Linked DNA regions of Homo sapiens: region 2 is linked to region 1. The links are chromatin contacts, found by Hi-C or POLR2A ChIA-PET in ENCODE. All regions are on one chromosome and are shown on one strand. The core of a region is the stretch at or near the end of the contact, and the rest is flanking DNA. Distances in the headings are between cores, read along the strand shown. Region 1 overlaps MAML2 (mastermind like transcriptional coactivator 2). Region 2 overlaps MAML2 (mastermind like transcriptional coactivator 2).

Evidence for each region. Hi-C counts contacts between places; a loop is a spot of excess contacts on that map. ChIA-PET counts read pairs that join two places held with the same protein, here RNA polymerase II (POLR2A).
Region 2: a map of CD8-positive, alpha-beta T cell shows a loop between it and region 1 (2.8-fold over the local background). The contact joins two enhancer-like sites. A Hi-C loop is called at or near these places in 4 of 168 maps with a recorded cell type or tissue (CD8-positive, alpha-beta T cell, Caco-2 and PC-3). POLR2A ChIA-PET finds 5 or more read pairs at or near these places in 7 of 52 experiments (A673, Panc1, activated CD4-positive, alpha-beta T cell and 4 more).

The regions. Positions count from the first base shown.
Region 1 is chr11:96,130,698-96,137,619 of GRCh38, reverse strand. All of the region lies in intron 1 of MAML2 (mastermind like transcriptional coactivator 2), which reads left to right. Among named protein-coding and RNA genes, the nearest start is that of MIR1260B, 210 kb to the left of the region's middle. Within about 2 kb of position 2,864, at least 3 of the 41 ENCODE cell types and tissues checked have a DNase peak (open chromatin) inside an H3K27ac peak, as active enhancers do.
Region 2 is chr11:96,200,630-96,207,551 of GRCh38, reverse strand. The region is part of intron 1 of MAML2 (mastermind like transcriptional coactivator 2); the gene reads left to right. Among named protein-coding and RNA genes, the nearest start is that of MIR1260B, 140 kb to the left of the region's middle. Within about 2 kb of position 2,776, at least 3 of the 41 ENCODE cell types and tissues checked have a DNase peak (open chromatin) inside an H3K27ac peak, as active enhancers do.

The sequences.
Region 1 (6,922 bases), core at 1,615-4,114:
GACAATACCATACTTGTTATTCTTTTTCCATCTGAAAGGCAAGAAACAAAGGAATTCCAAAGCTTAGATCATGTGAGGAAACTCTTTCTGGCTCCCAGTACATGTGTTGTCCAGTTCTTAAAATGCACAGGCTAAAGCAAACTTAAACTCTTATTCAAAGTCTTTGTTGAAGAGACAAAGGAATTGGGTTTTCCCTAAAGATTTTTCTAAACTAGTCAGATTTGCTTCTTTTGATCCAGGCGTGTAAGAGACAGTAAGAGAAATTTAGTCTTGGGAATCACTATTTTAAACAAAGGCCAAAAACAGTGGTGTCTATTTTTAAAGCCTCCTCATTTCTCCCCAGAACCAAGTGCAAGGTAATTTGAATTCGGTTTCCAGTCAATATGGTTAACCTGATTTCACTCTACAATTTAGCAGTCTGTTCTTTATACTTGATTTCTATGATATTAAGTGCATGCAACATTTCCTTCCCTTTTAACCCGGTTTCCACTTACAGTTTTCTGTGTATTTGAGATCTGTTTGGTGGCCTGCCTGAACTCATGGAAAATTGACGACACTGAAAGAGAATTGTTGTAGTTAAGCTTCCCTGATGGCATTTTTTAAAAAACAACAGTGGAAAAAAATAACAAGGCACTAGTCAGATGTGATTTTTGGCAGATACTTCACTCAAAGTGCTCAGGGCATCCCCAGAAATTATAACCCCTCAAAGATGTTCAGGGTACAGTAAATAAAGCAAGATACAATTATTTTAATGTTCATCCTATTGATTCAGTTCTCTTCTCTGCAAGGTCTTAGTAACAGGGATTTTGATCTAAGTGAAAGGTCAGCTTTGAAGTAAGTGTAAAGTTATTTACAGGAAATGAAGCAAAAAGTGGGCTTTCATGCATTTTGAAATTTCTTTATTATTGAGGAGAAAATGAACTGTGTCATCAGCTGAAAGAAAAACAGATGCCTAACTTCTCATATTAAAGTTAAATAAATACCTACCATACTAGAAGTATGCTATTAGCTCTGAAATTTGAAATTCACCATGGTCTGTTTTCCCCAACTTTGGATGTGAAAGCAGGAAATAAACAACTGTGAATTAAGGCTCTAAGTAACTATGTAGCAGTTGTAGTTTGGGGGGTGGGGGAAGACTGCCAACATGAGATAATCATGGTGGGGTTTTCTTTCCAATATGGGATGCTAAATAGACATTTGTGATAACTACATAATCAACAACATCTTTAAATATTTAATTTCTTGTCAGTTGTTATCTTAATTGACTTCAACTCATATGTATGTATGTGTGTATGTATTACATATATACATATAACTACATCTGTCAGAGGGAAGTGGCAAATTGAAGCAATTATGCGGCTCATTCTGCAAAGAAAAAAAAGGAAGAGGAGAAAACTGATGGTAAGTGGGAAAAGTTTAGATAATTGTGACTTACTGTATAGATTTATATTTAGATATAACCTGGACTTCTTCAAATAATTTATGTCTACCTATAGTCTTGGATTTCTTCATACTCTAGATCAAAACGTTGATTCCTAGATGTGTTTACATATCACGTATAATTGAGTTCACTGGCACCTCAGTGCAGGTCGGCTTGGTGCCATGCTGGTTTTCACTTAATGGGATTAGTTACTAAAGTTTAGTTCAAAATTAATTCATTTCAACAAAAATCTATTAAGTATCTACTGTGTCCCAAGCTCTTAGCTGGGTGCAAGGAGTCCACAGTTAATTTCAATATAATTTTTTTTTTTTTTTTTGAGATGGTGTCTCACTCTGTTGCCCAGGCTGGAGTGTAGTGGCATGATCTTGGCTCACTGCAACCTCCACCTCCCAGGTTCAGAGATGTATGTCACTATTAGGAATTAAGAATGCAGCCTTGAGCAGCGAGCCAGAAGAATCACTCCTCTAAAGATAGGAAAAAAATGCCAATTTTTAGGAAATAAAGCTACACAAATTGTAAGAAAAAGCTGACCTTTACTGTAAGTAATTATTCAGTTTTGTTTCATTCAGTTATCTATTTCCAGCACAAAAATACTATAAAATCATTACCACGGTTTAAAAAAAAAAAAAAAAAGCCTTGGATTGGGACCTCTCTTCTGCCACCTACTAGCTGAGTGAACTTTAAAAACTTAACATCTCTAAGTATCAGCTTCTTCCTCTGTAAAAGTGTAATAATAAGAAGAAATATCAGGCCTAACTGATAGGCCTGGTGTGAGGATGAAATGAGATAATGTATTGTCTTAGTCCGTTTTGTGTTGCTATAACAGAATACCTGAGACTGGGTAATTTATTAAGAATGAAGATTTATTTCTCACAGTTTTGGAGACTGGGAAGTCCAAGGGGCTGGCATCTTGTAAGGTGCCATCTTGCTGTGTCATACCGTGGTAGAAGATGGAAAGGCAAGAGATAAAGGGGGAACAGAGACAAAGTTATTATTTTATTAGGAACCCACGCCCATGATAACTAACTCACTCTCACAATAACAGCATTAACTCATTCATGAGGACTGTGCCTAATCACCTCTTAATGGTTTCACCTCTCAACACTTGCTTTGGGGATTAAGTTTCCAACACATGAACTTTGTGGGGCACATTCAAACCATAGCATGTTGCTAGTGCAATACCAGGCATTGGGTAAATGCTCAATATGTGTCCACTGTTATTATCATCCCTACTTCTGCTATAGCTGGGCAATCTAATGAACTGCAGAAGCTCTGGATGTAATGCCCTACACATGCCTGCAACTCGACTTTTAGAAGGAGAGTTTGGTTTATTCTCCTAATACATGATAGAGTAGCAAATGAGGAAATAGCAGTCAGTGGTATTTATGACTTTCCATGGTAACCATTTCTGTTTACCCCTCTTAGCTTGAGGAAATAAAAGCAATACTGGCTGGATTAGTTGAAACATGCCACTTACTTTTTACCACAATGTGGTAAGTAAAAGTAGAGAATATTATTATAAAATTTCTATGTATCAAGTAGCTGGACATGTTGAATAGAATTTGAAGGAAAGAAGTATAGACTAATTTACATACAGCAAAACTTCTTTGACTCTTTTTATTTCAGTATAGTATTTGAACAAGAGTTTGACTGCCTTCAAATATATGGGAAGCATGATCTTCTAAACAAATAAATAATCCCAGAATCCTGAAGTACTCACTAATGTTGTATAAGGAGGAAAGCACTAGAATCAGAGACATTTGATATCTTGCCTTAATTCATTAAAAATGCATCAAAAATGTATTATGTGCAAGGACTATTCCAGGCATTGGGGTACAATGAGGAATAAAGCAGGTGTGGTGCCTGCTTACCTGGAACTTTAGTAGTGGTGAGTAACACAATAGGTGAGAAACACAGTAAACAAGTAAACAAAGTAGTTTGTATTTATTTTGTAATAAGGACTTTAAAGGAAAAAATAGAGTCCTGTGTCCTGCCACTTAGCTGTATAATCTTCAGTAAGTCATATTCAGAGACTAATAGAATGTAAAGAAGTCTTAGAGAACCATTACAAAGACCTTATGAGCTATAAAGCACTAAACAACTACAAAGAATAATTGTCAGCAATGTCTAATTATAAACTGTTCTTTCTTTCTTTTTTCTGTTTTCTTTTTTTTTTCTTTTCAATGAGGCAGGGTCTTGCTCCGTTGCTCAGGCTGGAGTGCAGTGGCATGATCTCAGCTTACTGCAACCTCTGCCTCCTGGGCTCAAGTGATACTCCCACCTCAGCCTCTTGAGTAGCTGGGACTAGAGGCACATGCCATCACGCCCAGCTAATTTTTGTATTTTTTGTAGAGACAGGGTTTCACCATGTTGCCCAGGTTGGTCTCAAACTCCTGGGCTCAAGCAATCTGCCTGCCTCAGCCTCCCAAAGTGCTGGGATTATAGGCATGAGCCCCCATGCCTGGCCTATAAACCATTCTTATCTGGTAATATACACAGCCTTTAAAGGTTTCTATTGTATTCTCATACTCCTCATCTGAAGTACAAATATGTTTCTTAAAAACATAAAATATATTTCAATTAATATTCCATATTTTAATATTTTTATTTTCTTAAACTGTTTTTCTGCCAAGTCGATTGACCAAGAGAAGGCTGAATGTTCACACAGGTCTTTCATAGGGAAAATAATCCAGGTGTGTAATGACTGTATACGGGCTACCACTCCCATGCATGAAGACATGTAAATGGCTGAAAAATAGCAGATCTGGGTGCTTGCGAAATTTTAAAATCGATAAGAAAATGATAATAATGACTAATAAAAAATGATAAGAAAATGTAATATATTTTACTTTGCTTACCGATCTACATTCTCCCAAATGGCATTCAACAAAAATTGAAATCAGAATATAGGTTGCAGAACACTGACACAGGAATATATTTATTTTATATTAATAGAATGATTTCTTTTAATGGTTCCTTTTCAATGTGTTCATTATGTTTGAAATTTAAGTACCTTGGATAAAAGTTATCAAGAAATATCTTTATCCAGGAAAGCCTACTTGAGGGCGATGTTTTCTCTTACACATTCTGTATCCACATATCTCCTTGTAGATATCATGCAATGAAGAAGGCACTCACTATATATTATTGAATGAGATGTAACACTTAAGTAGACATATTTTAATTTTTACTCTAATATTGTATCCATAAGCATCAGAAAGTAGCAGTATGTTGGGCATGGTCATCATGTTACAGAATTTAATATAAATGTTATCAAACTTTCAGAAATAGCTCACATTGCCAAACTCAGAAGAGACTAATATATAAGCCCAAATACCACTTGGACTTTTACAATGAGAACTGTAACATACAGCAGTCCAGAACACCCAAATACACTGATGAATTAATCCTTTCCTACAGGTAGAGAGGACAAATTACAAGGTAAGTTACTTGTTAGATATGGAATCAGAGCTACAGTATTTGGTAGAAATATTGTCATGGCTGTTGTCAGAACGCTAAGAACACGCTATATCCATCTCCACTATAGGTTTATGTTTGCAGAATGACTCATATCTGTCTGTGAACAAGGCAAACACACATGAACAGATTCCTATTTTTGAGTTCTACTTTCTTGTTACTGTCATGCTGACCTTTCTGTTGTCATTCACATATTGTTTCTTCAGAGTATGTAAATCAAAGAATTACTCTATAACTTTATAAATGCAAAAATAACTATCTTTGCCAGTTTGTACTTGATATCTAAAATCTAAATGTGGTTAGTTCTGAGGTAATTAGACTTACTAGGGCATGCACTCTGGCAAACTATTGTCTGTCTTGTTCACTGCTGAATCCTTACTACCTTGCAGGCCTGGCACACAATAGGTCCTTAATAACTTATTTGTTGAATAAATGAATTAAAGGGTAAAAGGTACTGCAACAAATGCCTCACCTCATTTTGCATATTCATTTTTTCCTAATTTCCTGCTCATAGGCTAACTTTTTGGAGATCTTTTTCTGCACGTGACATGGGTGAGAACAAAATATGTACGTGCACACACCATGAGCTATGTATTCTATTTCTGTGCAAGACAGATGTGATCCTTGCCCACTAGGAAATTTTTACCTTAAAATGTACAATTCATTGGCTTTTTAGTATATTTTTATTTTTTGAGACAGAGTCTCACTCTGTTGCCCAGGCTGGAGTGCAATAGCACAGTCTCGGCTCACTGCAACCTCTACCTCCTGGGTTCAAGAGATTCTCCTACCTCAGCCTCCCAAGTAGCTGGGATTACAGGAGTGTGCCACCATGCCTGGCTAATTTTTGTATTTTTAGTAGAGACGGTGTTTCACCATGTTGGCCAGGCTGGTCTCGAATGCCTGACCTCAAGTTATCCACTTGCCTTAGCCTCTCAAAGTGCTGGGATTACAGGCATGAGCCACCACACCCAGGCAATTTTTAAAGTTGTGCAACCATCACCACTATCTAATTCTAGAACACTTCTATCACCCTATAAAGAAACTCCACGTCCCTTAGCAGTCACTCCTCATATTCCTGTTTTCATGGATTCCTGTAACTACTAATATACTTTCTGAATCTATCAGTTTGCCTATTCTTGGTATTTCATATAAACGCAATTGTAAGTATGTAGTTTATCCTGGAGAATGTTTCATGTACACTTGAGAAAAGCATATATTATTTTCTCAAGTGTACAACAAGTTGTTGTTAAGTATATGTTCTATATATGTCAGCTCTACTTGGTTTATAGTGTTGTAGAAGCTTTGTTTTCCCTTGTTTATCTTATGTCTAGTTGTTCTGTGCATTATTGAAAGTAGGGTTTTGAAATCTCAAACTATTTTTATTTTTATTATTTCTCCCTTCAATTCTGTGATTTTTTCACATGTTTTTAAGCTCTGTTTTCAGGTGCATATATATTTATAATTGTTATGTCTTCTAGGTGGATTAAGCCTTTTGTCATTCTTTGCCTTTATGTATGCTGTTCTCTTTCCCAGGAATGTCTGGAGTATCTTTTTATTTCTACCCTGGACCCTGCTGATATTTTACCCATTCTCCCAACATACATCTTAAATAGTGTTTATTTTGAGGTAGTTCTCAGACTTTCTGGTAGTTGTGATTACTCTCGCTACAGATTTTGTATAGCTCTGTTATGAAATTTATGCTTTTGTCTTTCTACCCCTAATTAAAGGGATTGTTTCATCTTTGTACCTCATTCCATGCCTAGTATGGTAGGCATTTAATAAATATTTCTAACATAGAAAAAGAATTAGGTTTTTTTGGATGGTCCTAGACAATTGGTGTAGGACAAAGGGTAGAAGTTAATAGGAAGCGTATTTTAGTTCCATTTTTTAAAGAAAAGAAAATAACGTTTTAATTACTAAAAAAAAAAAAATCAGAATAAACAATTTGGTCAAGTAAAATATTTCCCTCCAAGTAGTTAAGGCAAAGACTGAAGGACCATTTGT
Region 2 (6,922 bases), core at 1,527-4,026, 70 kb before region 1:
ATTGCCCTGCATGCCAGAACACAGTCTCACCTAAGATGTGCATAGGTAAAAGAGGCCGCCCCAGGCAGGCAGTTATGTAGTTGCACATAATCTGTGTTGAGTTTGGCTGCTGGCTGCAATTTGTTTATAATCAACTTCATTGAAGGATGAAGCAATATCATTAAAGAGACCACAATTTACCAACTAATTTGGGGAATTGGATCTAAGATGGTACCTTACCTTGACTTTTACTGAGTGTTTAGACAGAATTTGCCCTATAACCTTTAAGAGGCTTAAAAGATGGGCCAGTGAATAATTAAAATGACATCCTTTGCAGCACAGTGTTGCCCAGCAGAAAGAGCACACAACAAAAAGCTATGCTTGGAGGACCCCAAAGCCATAGATTTCCAGATTACAATAGAGAAGTCTAACTGGTGCAGTTACAAGAAAACAAGTCCTTTTATAGAGGGCAGACTAAATCTCTTGTATGAAAACAAAAAGGGAAGCAGACTTAACATCTTTCCTTAAGTTACCTTGAAAGAATGTTATGGTTTAAATTTACTGCGTTTTTGCAGGAGGTTGGGCGATGATATTTCCCTGCCCCTTTTTTATGCTGGTAACACTTCATCGTGGTCTATATAACTTTTGTTTTTTATTTACCAAACATGATATTTTTAAAAGATTCTTCTAAAACCATTTGTTTTCCCGGTGCTCCTTTTCATACCTCTATTTTTCCAGAAATTTCCAAAGTATTTGATAAATAATAATATGGAGTTGCAGGGCTGCTCCAAAATCCATAACCAAAGCAGCTTTTATTTTCTCACATAGTTGACTTTATGTGTGGACTTTGCAGACAAGAATAAAAGAAGAAAACATCTGTACTCTTTTACTTTAGGTCTGAAAAGCACAAAATGAAATGGGTTTCCTGATGAACCTTTACTCACTGGCAGCCATTCTGGCAATTTCTATTTTTTTGAGATGGAGTCTCGCTCTTTCACCCAGGCTGCAGTGCAGTCGTACAATCTCGGCTCACTGCAACCTCCGCCTCCTGGGTTCAAGCGATTCTCCTGCCTCAGGCTCCTGAGTGGCTAGGATTACAGGTACACAACCATGCCTGGCTAATTTTGTTTTATATTTTTAGTAGAGATAGGGTTTTACCATGTTGGTCAGGCTGGTCTCAAACTCCTGACTTCGTGATCTGCCCGCCTCGGCCTCCCAAAGTGCTGGGATTACAGGCATGAGCCACCGCACCCGCCTATCCGGCAATTTCAATATCTCTGCAATTATAAACACTTTTCAGCAGAATTGTTTACTTTCTCTTGTATTACTGATACTCACCCCAAATATTCATGTTGCATAAAGAAACTCATTTTTGATAACATATAAGCTATACTTATTTTCCATGTTCACAAAGCATTTTGAAAAGATCAAGGAATTATTTCTAGATAACACATAAAAACTTCTATTGCTTAACCTTCTCAATAATTAAAAAAAAAAAAGAGTCAATCAAAACTGAAATTAAGAAAGCTTTTAGAACCAGAAAGTTCATATAAGGCATCATTTTTACCAAAGACATCAGTTTTTCCTTAGGCACAAAAGTAAACTTTGTTTCTTCTTAAACGTGTAAAAATTTGCATGGACAACATGAGCAAAACACCTGAAAGTTTGAAAACAAAGTGCAGAAACAAACCTCAATGCTCAACTGTATTAGCTGTAAGCCAGACGGGAATCTTTCCAAAGGAGCAACAAAGAAGGTAGGGATGGATGAAGGAAGACACATCTTTGACCTTTGAGAGGAAAGAAAAGAAAAGGGTTCCGATGGCCAGGCAACCTCCAGCCATCAGTCCCATCAGTTAGAAGAGCAGAAGGCAGCTCATCAGAAGCAGCGACATTTGGGCTACTGCAAGAGCAATTATTTTGCTTGCCAAGTCAATTCAGCCTGTGAGCTACATAGGCTCTAGTTTAAGCAACATGAATCATACAACTGCTCTCATTATCATGTTTGAAGGTGTCCCTTCACAAGCCTGCTGTTTTACCACACAGTACTGGTCTGCCTAAAAAACAGTAAAATTGAATTAAACTTAGCCCGAGCCTCTTGAAGGCAGTGACTATGTCATATTTATATTTGTACCCCAAGTGCAGTGCCTGAAATGTGTTAGACATTAGATGCTAAATGCATGATGCTAAATGCATGTTGGATGATTAAACAAGTATAGAGCATCTGCAATATACCAGGCATCATGTTAAGGCCCGGGGATGGTCCCTGGGAGTTCACTCACAGTCTTGTAGAAATGAGTAAATGAATATATTGGTAAGTTTGCTGCATTCAAGTAGACTGAATAATTGTTACTAACAAAACAAGGAATGGCAACAATTAGGTCACTACAGTAATTGCTCAAAGCACAATTAACAGACTGGAGCATTCAATTATGTGGCAACCATATGGTTATGCATTTCACCATGTTGACATCATACTGTAAAATTCACACATTATATGAAAAGAAATTACGCCAGGAAAGTACAGGCTACCACAAAGTAAAGTGAAAAACACATTACTGAAATTTACTGCTAAGCAACAGATATAGGACTCTGAGCTTTCGATTCTTAAGAAGTTCACTGATGCCAATTTCAAGAGGCCCTCCGATCAATGTAATAAGAATGAAGGATAAAGAGAAATGAAATGTAGTAGAGCAATGATGAGAGGAGAAAGGCAACTAATTTAATTTAGGTGCACCTAAAATTACATCGAAAACATGTTACACCTTCAAGATTCACCTTGGCAGAAAGCCAGGAAACCTGAGTCCTTGTCCTCTCTCTCTGCTACTAAGTGGCTGTATGAACTTAAGCAGATTCCTTCAACATAATGTGACTGCAATGCGCTATTTCTGATATAAATTGTGGTTTAAAAAAACAAAAACAAAAACTCTTGGAGTCTTTGGTGAGACCTCTTAATGCATATGCTTTTATCTATGTAAATATATCAGAATTATAGGCCCATAAATCAGTGACCTCTTTATTATCTTGAATACAATTAACCTGATCTTACTGGTAAAGGCTGTGTGTCAGCAATTCCCTAGTAATGTCCCTTTCCAAAGGATAGCTCTTTCTCAACCCTCTTTGTTTTCACAACACTTTTGCAAATTTCTGTTACAGAACTTGCCTGAATCAATGCACATTACTTAGTCTGTTTGTAAGTCTGTCATCTACGCTAGGCTCTGAATTATTGAGGGCAGACACAATGACCTACTCTTCTTTTAGCGTCCTTCCATAGTACAGGGGTTGGCGCGTAGTAGGTGCTCAATAAATATTGAATGACTATTTAATTAACTTGGGTGGGCAATAGTATATGTGGTGCATGTCACATGTCTTCCATTTGCCCCTCCAAGTGCACCTACACCCTTTTGTCCCTGCTGGTCAGAAGGCCCATGCTTCCTTTCAAGGCAGCCTGCCCCACAGGACTCTCTCTCCTCAGTTCCAGAAACCTCTCCCTCCCTCAGTCCTTCAGGCCTAGGGATGCTGACAGCATCTCTGTAGTTAGCCCTGGGTTCCCGCTGTATCCCTGGAGATTCCCCCACACCCTATTTACACCTGGATAATTAGTCCTTAACCCCTTCATGAATTATCCTAAGTCAAGTGCACCATCTATTTCCTGTGAGAGCACTCACTAATACAGTAGATTAGAAAGGAGAAAGATTTCTGTTTAAAATGTGTTTTTGCACTCATATTATTGAGAATAACCGCACTGAATTTTTTGAAAACATTTAACAAATAGATCCTTGGGTAGGCTAAATATTTTCATGCATGGCTGACCTGCACTGATTCACTCATTCCAAAGTATGTTACAGATTCATTTCCGTTTCTACACCATATATGTATTTTGCATTTGAATTAGTAAGTATGTTCATGTTTGGTCATTTGTGTTTAAGTGTATTTCTCTGTGACTTGCGACTTCTTGCATTAGAATATAAGTGCCTCAAGAGAAAGGATACTATGTTTTTCTTTTACTTTTTTTTGTAAAGGCTTGCTCCTAGCAGCTTGCCGGCTGACTTATATCTAAAAAAACTAAATAAAATTTGTTAATTATGAATACAGCTTAATAAATGTACAGCCAGATCTGACAACAAACATTTTGCACATTTTTAAGGCATAATCTGATAGGACTTGTTGCATTCTTTTCCAGAGCCAGCAATTCTTAAGGAAGTGAAATACCTAGTCAATTGGTGTATTCATGGTGCAATTATTTGAAAAATCATTAAAATATCTGTTCTTTAGAGAATGTTAAACATATTAATTCAGGTAATTGTCCAGATATGCTGTGCCTTTGTCACTGATGTGTAAACACCATGAAGTCAGCAACTTTTTCTGTTTTGCATATGTCTGAATGCCCAGTGCCTAAAACACAGCCTGGCATCTATAAGGTATTCAATAGGTATTTGTTGATTAAATGAATATATGGAGGCTTGGTTATATTATTGTAGCCTGATATGTTACATTTGCAATTGCTGTGCTGTCATTCATAAATGATTTTAAAAGGCAATTTAGATTCCTTTTTTTCAACATATTTATTGCCTTGTTACTGTGTTCAAAACTTTACTAGGTGTTTCCTTTGGGAGCTCACATTCTATAGGTAAAAAATATCATCTGAGGCTAGACGTGATGGCTCATACCTGTAATCTGAGCACTTTGGGAGGCCGAGGCGGATAGATCACCTGAGGTCAGCAATTCGAGACCAGCCTGGCCAACGTGGTGAAACCCTGTCTCTACCAAAAATACAAAATTAGCCAGGCGTGGTGGCATGTGCCTGTAATCCCAGCTACTCGGGAGGCTAAGGACAGGAGAATCGCTTGAACCCGGGAGGTGGAGGTTGCAGTGAGCCAAGATCGTGCCATTGCACTCCAGCCTGGGTGACAAGAGCGAAAATCCGTTTCAAAAAAAAAAAAAAATTTCATCTGGAACACAGCATAGTTACTTAATGGATCCTATCTCTATGGCTTTTCTTTCACATCACATCTTTACCCAAAGCAAGCTTTACTAACCTTCATTCTCCTAATCCCTGATTTTTGCAGGCTTTGAAGAATTATATTGAAGCAATTAGCACTTTCCTAACGCATTCCTGATCCTACCTGGGATTCCATAACTGGTGACCATGCTTTGCCTTTCATGTAGACTTGGTTACTCCAATAAAACTGCTGAAACATAATCAATTTTTTTTTTTTTTTTTTGAGATGGAGTCTTGCTCTGTCACCCAGGCTGGAGTGCAGTGGTGAGATCTCGGCTCGCTGCAATCTCCACCTCCCGGGTTCACACCATTCTCCTGCCTCAGCCTCCTGAGTAGCTGGGACTACAGGCGCCCGCCACCACCCCCGGCTAATTTTTTTTTTTTTTTTTTTTTTTTGTATTTTTAGTAGAGACAGGGTTTCACCGTGTTAGCCAGGATAGTCTTGATCTCCTGACCTCATGATGCGCCTGCCTCGGCCTCCCAAAGTGCTGGGATTACAGGCGCGAGCCACCATGCCCGGCCGAAACATAATCAATTCTTACATGATTTTTTCTACTTCATCCACAATGGTAGAAAATAGACTCTTTTTCCTCCTGTGTGTGATTAACATGAGGCCTTCATGGTACTATACTTCCATTAGAGACTTTTTTTTTTTGAGATGGAGTCTCTCTCTGTCGCTCAGGCTGGAGTGTGGTGGCATGATATTGGCTCACTGCAACCTCCACCTCCCAGGTTCACGCCACTCTCCTGCCTCAGCCTCACAAGTAGCTGGGACTACAGGTGCCCGCCACCACGCTGGGCTAATTTTTTGTATTTTTAGTAGAGACGGGGTTTCACCGTGTTAGCCAGGATGGTCTCGATCTCCTGACCTCGTGATCCGCCTGCCTTGGCCTCCCAAAGTGCTGGGATTACAGGCATGAGCCACCACACCCCGCCCCATTTGAGACTTTTAAAATCCTTTTCTTAGGTCTTCATATGACTCCACTTGGTCTAAGCTTTTATACTCATAGACATTTTGATATATTCACAAATCCTTTTACTTTTTTGTCTACAAATAGGTCCTTGATATAAGCCATTCATGTGGAATAGTCCTAGTGGTCTCAGAATTTGAAACATATTGAACAAAACTCCAAACTAAGCGTAATTGTTTCTTAATCTAAATAGACTTCTAAAGCACCCAGAGCCTATGATGGAATTGTACATGGCAAAATGCTGTTATAATTGGGGAGGGAACGGTCCTTTTAGGCAATTAAACATCCTTCTCTTCTTCCCTTTCCTCCTCCCCTTACTCTCTCCTACTCTTTCTCCTTTTCTTCTTGAATACCCAGAGATTCACTTCCCTTTGTAAATATTTGAGTCTACATAGTAGAAATGTTTTATAGATCTATCCATCAAGTAGGTTCAAGTAATTATGGTAAGTAGTTATATGGAACTACCTAAATATCTATTGCTCTGATCTGTCCATGAAGATCCCTTACAATGTATTTCAGATTTCGTGGCCTAAGTAAATGAGACTTTTTTTTCTTTTTTATTAAAAAACAGAAGCTTTTTTTTCCCCCAAGAGTTAAATGTCATTGTAATCTTATGAAATATTGCTTTCAAAACATAAAACCAAAGAAATTCAGAAATAAAGCTTATCATCCTGGTTGTTTTTGTTATATAGAATTGTCTTTACTATTTTTCCCCTCTCATTGTCACCTCTTGGTTCATGGTATGTGATTAAGAGATGGTACCATTGCCCTCTGATTGCCTTGCTTCTGGTGCTCCCTCTCCTGAAGTGGCCCTTTTTAGTCAGATCCTTAAAGCTATTTCAACATTTCTCCACCCGTATCCCCCCACCACCCTCCACCAAATACACATGCTTTGCACTATTACAGATGTTAACTTGTCAAAGTCCAGAAGCTCCTGAGAAGTCAGCAGGAAGACATGGTGGATTGAGGCATA